2 separate regions of the Homo sapiens genome follow, and region 1 is linked to region 2. A link is an interaction called in ENCODE POLR2A ChIA-PET data of the cell type or tissue named here. Cell type or tissue: A673. All regions are shown on one strand.

What was found. Peaks named below come from ENCODE experiments on the same cell type or tissue, not always from the same donor. Only the 100,000 strongest peaks of a DNase experiment are listed, where the experiment ranks them.
Region 1: POLR2A ChIA-PET joins it to region 2 with 7 read pairs; 10 of 35 experiments call an interaction of 5 or more read pairs at or near these places.

Annotation. Positions count from the first base shown.
Region 1 is chr13:21,168,620-21,173,619 of GRCh38, forward strand. SKA3 (spindle and kinetochore associated complex subunit 3) reads right to left here. Exons shown (of 9, transcript NM_145061.6): 2 at 4,001-4,062; 3 at 3,720-3,885. Among named protein-coding and RNA genes, the nearest start is that of SKA3, 5.4 kb to the right of the region's middle. In A673, no CTCF peak of the experiment used is centred here; no DNase peak of the experiment used is centred here; H3K27ac peaks cover 681 bases.
Region 2 is chr13:21,077,103-21,082,102 of GRCh38, forward strand. No RefSeq gene overlaps it. Among named protein-coding and RNA genes, the nearest start is that of LATS2, 18 kb to the left of the region's middle. In A673, no CTCF peak of the experiment used is centred here; no DNase peak of the experiment used is centred here.

The DNA.
Region 1 (5,000 bases), 92 kb after region 2:
GGGCTCAAGTGATCGTCCCATCTCAGCCCCTGGGGTAGCTGGGACTACAGGTGTGCCACCATGCTCAGCTAATTTTAAAAATTTTTTTTTGTAGAGTGGGGTCTCATCATGTTGCCCAGGCTGGTGTCAAACTCCTGGGCTCAAATGATCCTCCTGCCTTGGCCCCCCAAAGTGATGGGATTTCAGGCATGAGCCACCACACTCAGCTGAAATGTTATTTCAATTGTCCCTTTAATAAAGTTCTGACATGTATCTCTTGTGCACCCATATCTCATTGTGATTATACATTAGAGAAGGAAAGCAAGTTAAAAGTGTTATAAGATGAAAAATTAATATTCACAAATAAAAGTCCAATTTTCTTACATCCTTAATGTGATTTACTAGTTTTTCATAATATTTTTTCTTTCTTTTTTTTTTTTCTTTCTCAGACTTCAGTGAGCATCAGAATATATTTTCTGTAGCTTTGACTGTTGCCCAGGCTGGAGTGCAGTGGCACAATCACAGATAAGTAGGCAACAATGGGGGAAGGCCCCAGGTTGGGGCGAACAATGAACAACTGTTCTGAGAAAAGGCTAATCACAAACAACCTGCAGGCACAACAACTTTGTTCCTTTTTTTTTTTATTTTTATTTTTTGAGTCAGGGTCTCACTTTGTCCCCCAGGCTGGAGTGCAGTGGCAATCTCGGCTCACTGCAGCCTCAACCTCCAAAGCTGGGACTATAGGCACGCACCACCATGCCCAGCTAATTTTTTGTATTTTTGGTAGAGACAGGGTTTCACCATGTTGCCTAGACAGGTCTAGAACTCCTGAGCTCAAGTGATCTGCCCACCTCGGCCTCCCAGCGTGCTGGGATTACCCATGTGAGCCACCATGCCTGGTCACAACAACCTTGTTCTGTACCTAGCCCGCCTCCAGCATGACCCTATAAAACTTCCCTTCAGCCTCTGCCTCTTTGCAGACAGCCCCTTCTCTGCTGTACTGCCCATTGCAACCTTGCAATGTATTTTCATACTTTCGCTAATAAATCTGCCTTTCTCTACCTACAACTGTCTTGGTAAATTCCTTTACCACCTGAGACACTAGCCCCAGCTAGTCACACCCACAACACTGGGCTCAGGTGATTCTCCTACCTCAGCCTCCCAGGCAGCTGGTACTACAGACATGTGCCACCATGCCCAGATAATTTTTTGTACTTTTTGTAGAGATAGGGTTTCGCCATGTTGCCCAGGCTGGTCTTGAACTCCTGGGCTCAAGTGATCCACCTGCCTCAGCCTCCCAAAGTGTTGGGATTACAGGCGTGAGCCACTGCACCTGGCCTGAAACTGTATTTTAAAATTTCATGACAGTATGGAATCAACTGTGTTCCAGATTTAACACAGAGTATGATATTATTTTAGATTCGTAACTTCCAGATGCCTCAGCTAAATAGCAAAGACTGCTATATAAAGATAAGTTTGTATCCTTAGTCTGGAACACCTATATAAAACACCTAGTTGAGAAAAATAATAGGAGAGCACTTCAAAGATATACAGTTTCTCAACCATTAATAGGTTATATACTTTTTTTTTTTTTTTTTTGAGATGGAGTCTTGCTCTGTCACCCAGGCTAGAGTGTGGTGGTGCAATCTCAGCTCACGGCAACCTCCGTCTCCTGGGTTCAAACAATTCTCTTGTATGAGCCTAATGAGTAGCTGGGATTACAGGCACACGCCACCACACCCAGCTAATTTTCGTATTTTTAGTAGAGACAGGGTCTCACCATGTTGGCTAGGCTGGTCTCGAACTCCTGACCTCAGGTGATCTGCCCGCCTTGGCCTCCCAAAGTGCTGGGATTACAGGCATGAGCCACCGTGCCTGGCCGGTTATATACTTTCTTGTTTGTTTGTTTTGTTTTAAAAGTCTTGAGTTTAAATCTCTAAAGTTTTATATTTTGATTTCATAGTTTTTGTTCCTTTGAAGAGCTTCTGAGTCACTGAGTTGTTTTTGGCATTATGCTTTCTGTTACTTTTGAGAACAGAAAGTTCTTGCTACAAGAGTTCCAAAAACCTACTGATGTATTTATCACAGTGCTGTCATTTCAGAGATTAATAAATCATCATTATCACTACTCCATAGGGAGATATTATTATCCCCATCTTATAAGTGAGGAAAAAGCAACTTAGAGAAATTACCCAAGGTCACGCATGTAATAACTGGTGGAGCCCGTATTTGAATCTGTGGCTCTTTCACACCAAAGTCAACTGAATTCTATGATTCCACGTGGGGGGTGGTGGTGGTGGTATGGGTTGTTTGTATGTATGTATGTATGTATGTATTTTATTTATTGAGACAGGGTCTTGCTATGTCATGCAGGTTGGAGTGCAGTGGCGTGATAGTAGCTCACTGTGGCCTTGAACTCGTGGGCTTAAGGGATCCCTTCTGCCTCAGCCTCCTGAATAGCTGTGACTCCAAGTGTGCACCACCATGCCCAGCTAATTTTGTAAAAGAATTTTTTGTAGAGACAGAGTCTCATTATGTAGCCCTGGCCTCAAGTGATCCTCCTGCCTCAATCTCCCACACTGCTGGGGTAACAGGCATGAGCCACTGTGCCCGTCTCACATGGACTGTTTAACTTACCTGCCACACACATCCTCAATACATACTTGTTCAATTTAATAACAGAAATGAAGACACTGGGCCAGGCGCTGTGGCTCACGCCTGTAGTCCCAGCACTTTGGGAGGCCGAGACAGGCGGATCACGAGGTCAGGAGATCGAGACCATTCTGGGTAACACAGTGAAACCCCGTCTCTAATAAAAATACAAAAAAATTAGCTGGGCGTGGTGGCGGGCCCCTGTAGTCCCAACTACTCAGGAGGCTGAGGCAGGAGAATGGCTTGAACCCGGGAGGTAGAGCTTGCAGTGAGCCGAGATCGCGCCACTGCACGACTGAGCGAGACTCCATCTCAAAAAAAAAAAAAAGAAATGAAGACACTGAAGTTAGTCATTCAGAGGTATGGGCATAACAGTAACAGTTAATAATTAATCTTGGGTGACTGACATGCTAGGAACTGCTGTAAGCAACTTTATCTTATTTAATCCTTATACAATCTCATGAGATAGATATACTAAACATTCCCACTTTACAAATGAGAAACTGAGGCACAAGGTTAAGTAACTTGACAAAGATAATAATACAGCTATTAAGTGGTGGAATACGGATTTGAACTCAGGCATTTTGACTCCAAATTCTAAACCACTATGATAGAATGCCCTTCATTAAAATTTTAGAATCAAAAAAGGACTTCGTCAAATTTTATAGCCAATATCTCTTTCTATAGAAGAGAACACTGTGAACAAGAAAAATGAAATAACATGCCTCGAGGTCTCTCAGCTTTTATTGGCAGGGCTAACTAGAAACCACCTATCCCAAGTTTTGAAGATTTATCTTGTAGTTTTTCATTTAAATAGGCCATCTAGCCTAAATGTGCTAAATCTAGCATTGTGCTAGCTTTCATTTGGCATTTTGGAAAGGAGAACAAGGACTGTTTTTATATTACACCCCTGATTAGCACTCCAAAAGCACACCACACAGTGAGAGTTGACTAAATATTTATCAAATAAGCGTCAGATAACAACAGAGCTAGAACTAAAAACCATAGCCAAGGCTACAGTTGTCTTAATCATGCTGCCTTGTTTCTTCAATACTAAAACAAATGCTATAAAATGAAGTTATTCAAACCTGAATTTTTCTTGACACGTGGACTATATCCATACTTCTGGAAATACTCTCTTATTTTCATAATATCCATTGAATTTTTTTCCATTAGTACTTTTGTTGCCTTTATGAAATCAATGCCTTCTTGATTTTCCAATCTTGCTTTATCAAGAAGAATATTAACATCATCCTTTTATGAATAAAGAAAGTACATTTTAATTTCTCTAACTTCTGACTAAATCTATTTAGGATAAAAAAATTACTCGCCACAGAAAAATAATAAATCAATATTGTAGGAGTGATACCTTTAGAGTCTGAACTTCTGAATGAAGGTCATATAAAATTCTCATTGGATAATCTTCAAAGTCTTCAATATGAATATTGAAAGAAAAGAAGTCCAATAAATGTAAGGAAAAGGAGGAAGAAAAAGAATAGTATACAATCATATACCTTATAATGACATTGGTCAATCACAGATCACATATGACAGTGGTACCATAAGATAATACCATATTTTTTACCGTACCTTTTTTATGTTTAGATACACAAATACTTACCATAATGTTACAGTTGCTTACAGTATTCAATGCAGTCGCATGCTATACAGGTTTGTGGCCTAGGAGCGACAGGCTACACCATACAGCCTAGGTATGCAGTAGGTCATATCATCTACGTTTGTGTTACATATGCTCTATGATGTTCGCACAATAACAAAATTGCCTAACGTTGCTCAGAATGTATCCCCATTAAGTAACATGACTGTATAACATACATACTGAAAAGCATACAAATCCTAAGTATATAGTTTAATGAACTTTATAAAATGAGCATACCTGCACAACTGGCCCTCAGCTCAAGAAAAAGGAGAAACAGAGCCTTAGTAGAACTCTAGAAGCCCTCTTATAGTCTCTCCCTTCCCCACAAGGGTAAACTTTAGCCTGATTTCTTTTTCTTTTTTTGAGATGGAGTTTCGCTCTTGTTGCCCAGGCTGGAGTGCAATGGTGCGATCTTGGCTCACTGCAACCTTCACCTCCCGGATTCAAGCGATTCTCCTGTCTCAGTCTCCCAAGTAGCTGGGACTACAGGTGTGCGCCACTACATCTGGCTAGTTTTATATTTTTAATAGAGATGGGGGTTTCACCATGTTGGTGAGGCTGGTCTTGAACTCCTGACCTCAAGTGATCCACCCGCCTCGGCCTCTCAAAGTGTTGGGATTATAGGCGTGAGCCACTGCACCCAGCCACCTTACCCTGATTTCTAACGCCATGAAGTAGTTTTGTCACTTATGAACTTGATTTAATGGAC
Region 2 (5,000 bases):
AGGAGGTTGAGGCTGCAGTGGAGCCGAGATTGCCGCTCTGCACTCCAGCTTGGGCGACAGAACCAGAACCTGTAAAAAGAAAAAAAAAACAGCAAAAAAAAAACACCCCAAAACCGCACTCTGGCTACTGAGTGGGAGCAGCAGTTGTGGGGAAGAGGCAAGCGGAAGTAGACAGAGCCGAGGTCCCATGGCAGCTGAGCACCGAGGGTGAGGGCTTCTCAGGGCAGGCCCTGGTAGTCAGCTAGGGAAAGCTCTGCCAACATCGGGATCCTAAACAACAGGAGTTCACTCCTCTCACACTCATGGAGGCTGGAAATCCGGAACCAAGGTGTGGGTAGGCTGGGCTCCTGTGAGGCCGAGGGAGGATCTGTTTCAGGCCTTTCTCCTAGCTTGACGTCTCCTGGTCATCTCAGGCATTACCTGGCTGGCTGGTTGCTGTCTTCTCCCTGTAACTTTCTCCTTTCTTCCCTTTCCTTCCTTTTTCTTTTCTCTCCCTCTCGCTTTCGACAGGGTCTTGCTCTGTTGCCCAGGCTGGAGTGTAGTGGCCCAATCTCGGCTCACTGCAGCCTCTATCTCCTGGCCTCAAGTGATACTCCCGACTCAGCCTCCTGAGTGCTGGGATCCCAGGTGCGCGCCACCGCACCTGGCCCCGCCTTCCCTTTTGAATGTCTTCCGGATGCAGCCTTGGCACTTTCTCTAGCCATCCCCTCCTTTGGTTCCCAGGCCCAGCTCTCCCTTCTCCCTCAAACCGGATCCAGCCCTCCTGCACCCCGGCCTGTGTGCAGCCGCAGGAGAGGAGTAAGCCAGCCTCTCGCGTGCGGTGCTCTCTGCATAGGTTTAGTGGTGGGGACCAACACGCGAGCTGGCGCTTTCCGTGCGAGCCCAGCATCAGGCGGAGGCCCAGGGCCAACCGGACTCTGAACAAAGGGAGCCGACAAATGAGAAAGCAAAGGTACCTCAGAGACTACGAAGCCCTTCAGATGGAAATGGTCATCTCCCAACAGCCTCTCTGGACCACTGCCTGCAAGCCCGGCCCACACATCTTGGACCCAGGCTGGAGACACAGACAGCCAGGTGTTGATGCCCACGCGCAGCTCCAAGACCCCGGGGAGCCTCCGCCAGGCCGGAACCTGCGCCAGGCTTCTCTGGAACCTTCTCTCCAGGACGCTCTTCTGCGGTTACTGAAAAAGGGAGTCTACATGAATTAATAAGTGAAGGTGAGGAAGGGAGGGAGGGAGGGAAGGAGGGAGGGAGGACGGAAGGAAGGAAGGAAGGAAGGAAAGAGGGAGGGAAGGAAGCGGGGGAGGGACGGAGGGCCTTACCTCCTACTTGACAACAGCTCCATGGCAGGGATTATTTTAGTCTTGGTTCCATCCCAGCACCTAGAAAAGGGCCTGGCAAGTAGGAGGTGATCAATAAATGTGATAGAACAATTGAAATTAATGACTTTCTAAAGAACCAATCAGGCAAGTGACGTGAACTCATGGTTCCTTCAGCTGCCCAGGAATGCTGTGTATGTGTTTCTGTTTATTTTCCAGATGGTTTTGATTCTTAATAGTTTTCCCACTTATTGCTCTGAAAGCTCCCATTGCTCTTGTCTTAAAACTCCTCCCATTCCTGCCACTTCCTTCAGGAAGCCTTTCCTGATCTTATATTGCAAGCATATGGCCTCTGGTCTGGGAGGCAGCTGAGCATCTGGGAAAGACCCGGGCTTTGGAGCCAACACATTTCGCTGGTTGTGAGATCTTAACCAAGTTTCTTAAAACGTCAAAGCCTTGTTTTTCTCATTTGTAAAGCAGGTATTTATATCTGTTTCTTAGTGATACGAGGATCAAATGAGGTAGTACATGTGAAGTGCCTGGCATGTGGTAGGTGTTCATTGAATAAATAAACCTTTTATCCAAAGAAAAATTGGGAAGAGCTGGAGCTTACCAAGTATCAACAGAGTGAAAAGATTATTTTAGAAGGAAAGATAAAGCCAATAACCTTTCTGTGAATTTTAAGTCTAGTGAATCAAATTATTAACATCAAATTTGGGGAGGGAAATGCATTTCTACGGAAGGTAATGGCACCATATGCTGCCAATTAAAGCCCATAGCTGTGCGTTCCTAGGATTGTGAACAGAACATCTAAAAAAAGGCATTTATGATGATCTTAAGTAAGGCATAGTTGTGACAAACATCCCGCTGATATTGAATAGTTTTTAAAATAAAACTACTTAGCTATATTAAATTCTGCATGCTGTACATGCCAGAAATCTAAAAGAATTTGGGGACTTTGAATGGAATTTCCCTAACCTTAGGAAGGAACACCACAACTTGAACATCACCACTGCCAACTGTGGAATTAATTCTAAGCCATTCTAGGGCCTGAAAGTGTTTTGTTTGGCGAGAATAGAGCAATATATTATGGAGGATCTCTGAAATTCAGGGTTCTGGTTCAGGGATAATCCTAGTTTTTCTTTAACGCTATCATACAAAGAGAAGAAACATAGGATTTACAGGTTAGACTGGAAAATACGAGAAGATGACTTTGAACTTGCTGGTATCCCATGTATTATGTTACCACTTCACCCTTTTTGGAGGTTTGTTTTTACATCCATCACGTAATTAACTGAATTGATCAAATTCATGCTATCCTTTGTCAAGAGAAGACCTACACACACACACACACGTGTGTGTGTGCACGACGGCCTCTCTCTCCGCTGGAAATTAGAGGTGAGAGTGGTTCAGGCAGGCAGCTCCCTGCAACATGCTCTGTGAGGCAACATCCCGTTTGGTCAGTTCACATACCCAAAAGAATGTGTCACTGCAAAACTCAGAATGTCAGGAAACTGAGACTATGGGTGAGGAGAAATGGTCAAATGATTTCAATTCCTTCCTTGAGAAGCAATTCCTCACACCACGGAGAATGCTCAGAGGAATTTGCTCTTTCACTTCAGGAAACAGTCCTCCTATCTAATGGGCATTATCACAAATGCCAGTGGGCTGACCCAGGACAAATGACAGTTCGAGGGGCTCAGCCCTGAAAATTCCCTGGCAGTGCTGGACGTTAATCTGCAATGAAGTCATCACATGTGAGTTCTACAAAAAAGCACAAATGACAAAACACTGACGTACGGGCTTTCATTTGTGTAGAAAACAAACACTTGTCTGCTCAGCTGAAAACAAATCTCGTATTTAAAGTTGCGTTCATTGCTCTGTGCTAAATGCTGAGCATAAATCTGGGCAACGCAGGGGTAATAAAACAGCCATTTGGGTGAAAGCTCTCCTAGCCTCTTTGGCATATAGTTGCTGTGTTCTTTAAAATGCCTTCAAGATCCCATAATAATATAATAGTTAGTTTCTGTAGGTGTGCCAGTTAATAAGATTGTCTAGGACTGGATGTCAGCCAATAGCATCTACTGAGCACTTTTGTACTATGAAGTGAACGAGCAGAATAGACTGATGGAGAGAGCCCCCCCATAGGAGAGAGGTAATGACAGGATGCCTTTTATAGAGCAACAGAACAACAAGAAACTCAATGTAATACGCTGACAAAGCAAGGGCTTAAGTGCTCAGAGGATATCATATAGAAATCCAGCGCTCCATTGGAATCTAAAGTTCAAATGGGGCCAGCTGTACAGAAATCACAAACGAGGAACTCAGGGGCAGCTCTGGTGGACAGTTTGCATGGTTCCTGGGCTTGGAAACATAATTTTAAAATAGCAACCCAAAAATTAGCTTCAGAGAGCTAGCTATTTCACCCCCAAAATCTGGAAGGCAGAAATAAATATTTTTTCTTATTGAATTCTAAAAAGAAAAATATGCTTTTGTTAAACTGCTATTGGTAAGAAGAAAAAAAAATCAGTTTGTGTGACTGCACAGTTAACTGATATTTGGTTTGAAGACAAATTACCACTTAAGGTTGTGGTATTTGATAGCGATAAGACAGAAGGTATGAACAAGTGGAATATGAATTTAAAAATCAATTCAACGATTTATGCTTGACCTCACAGCCTTGTTTGTTTGTTTGTAGAAGTGGTCTAATTATTGACTGGTAAATTAATAAAATTTACCATTCCCAGCAAACAAAATATACAATAGGTTAATATGTAAATAACACTGTGCCAAATCACAGTTTTTTGTGAAGGTGAAGGGAAAGGCTTCATCATCACTTCCTGAACACAGGTCTGGGTTCACCCAAAGGGAGCTGACAAATGAGACAGCAAAGGCACCTTTCACCAGGGTGGTGAAAACCTTGATTGTATCCTAGACTGGGATAAGAGAAACTCTGTTCATTTGTAATTCACAGACTGGGGCTGGAATCTTCAAACGGTATTGTCTGTAGGCATAGTCGGAGGAGCTTGTTAAAAAAGCACATTCCTTAATCACTTATCTCAGAGATTCTGAGTACAAAATCTGCGATGGCTCGGGCCAGGCGCGGTGGCTCATGGCTGTAATCCCAGCACTTTGGGAGGCCCAGGTGGGCAGAGCATGAGGTCAGGAGATCGAGACCATCCTGGCTAACACGGTGAAACCCCGTCTCTAGTAAAAATACAAAAAATTAGCTGGGCCTGGTGGCAGGCACCTGTAGTCCCAGCTACTGGGGTGGCTGAGGCAGGAGAATGGCGTGAACCCGGGAGGCGGAGCTTGCAGTAAGCTGAGATTGCGCCACTGCACTCCAGCCTGGGTGACAGAGTGAGACTCCATCTCAAAAAAAAAAAAAAAAAAAAAATGTGATGGCTCCAGACAGGTCCATTTCATTTTTAGTGAAAATTTTATTTTATTTTATTTTATTTTATTTTATTTTATTTTATTTTGAGACAGAGTCTCAGTCTGTTGCCCAGGCTGGAGTGCAGCCATGCAATCTTGGCTCACTGCAACCTCCGCCTCCCAGCTTCAAGCAATTCTCCTAACTCAGCCTCCTGAGTAGCTGGGACTACAGGTGCACACCACCACGCCCGGCTAATTTTTTTGCATTTTTAAGTAGAAACGGGATTTTGCCACATTGGCCAGGCT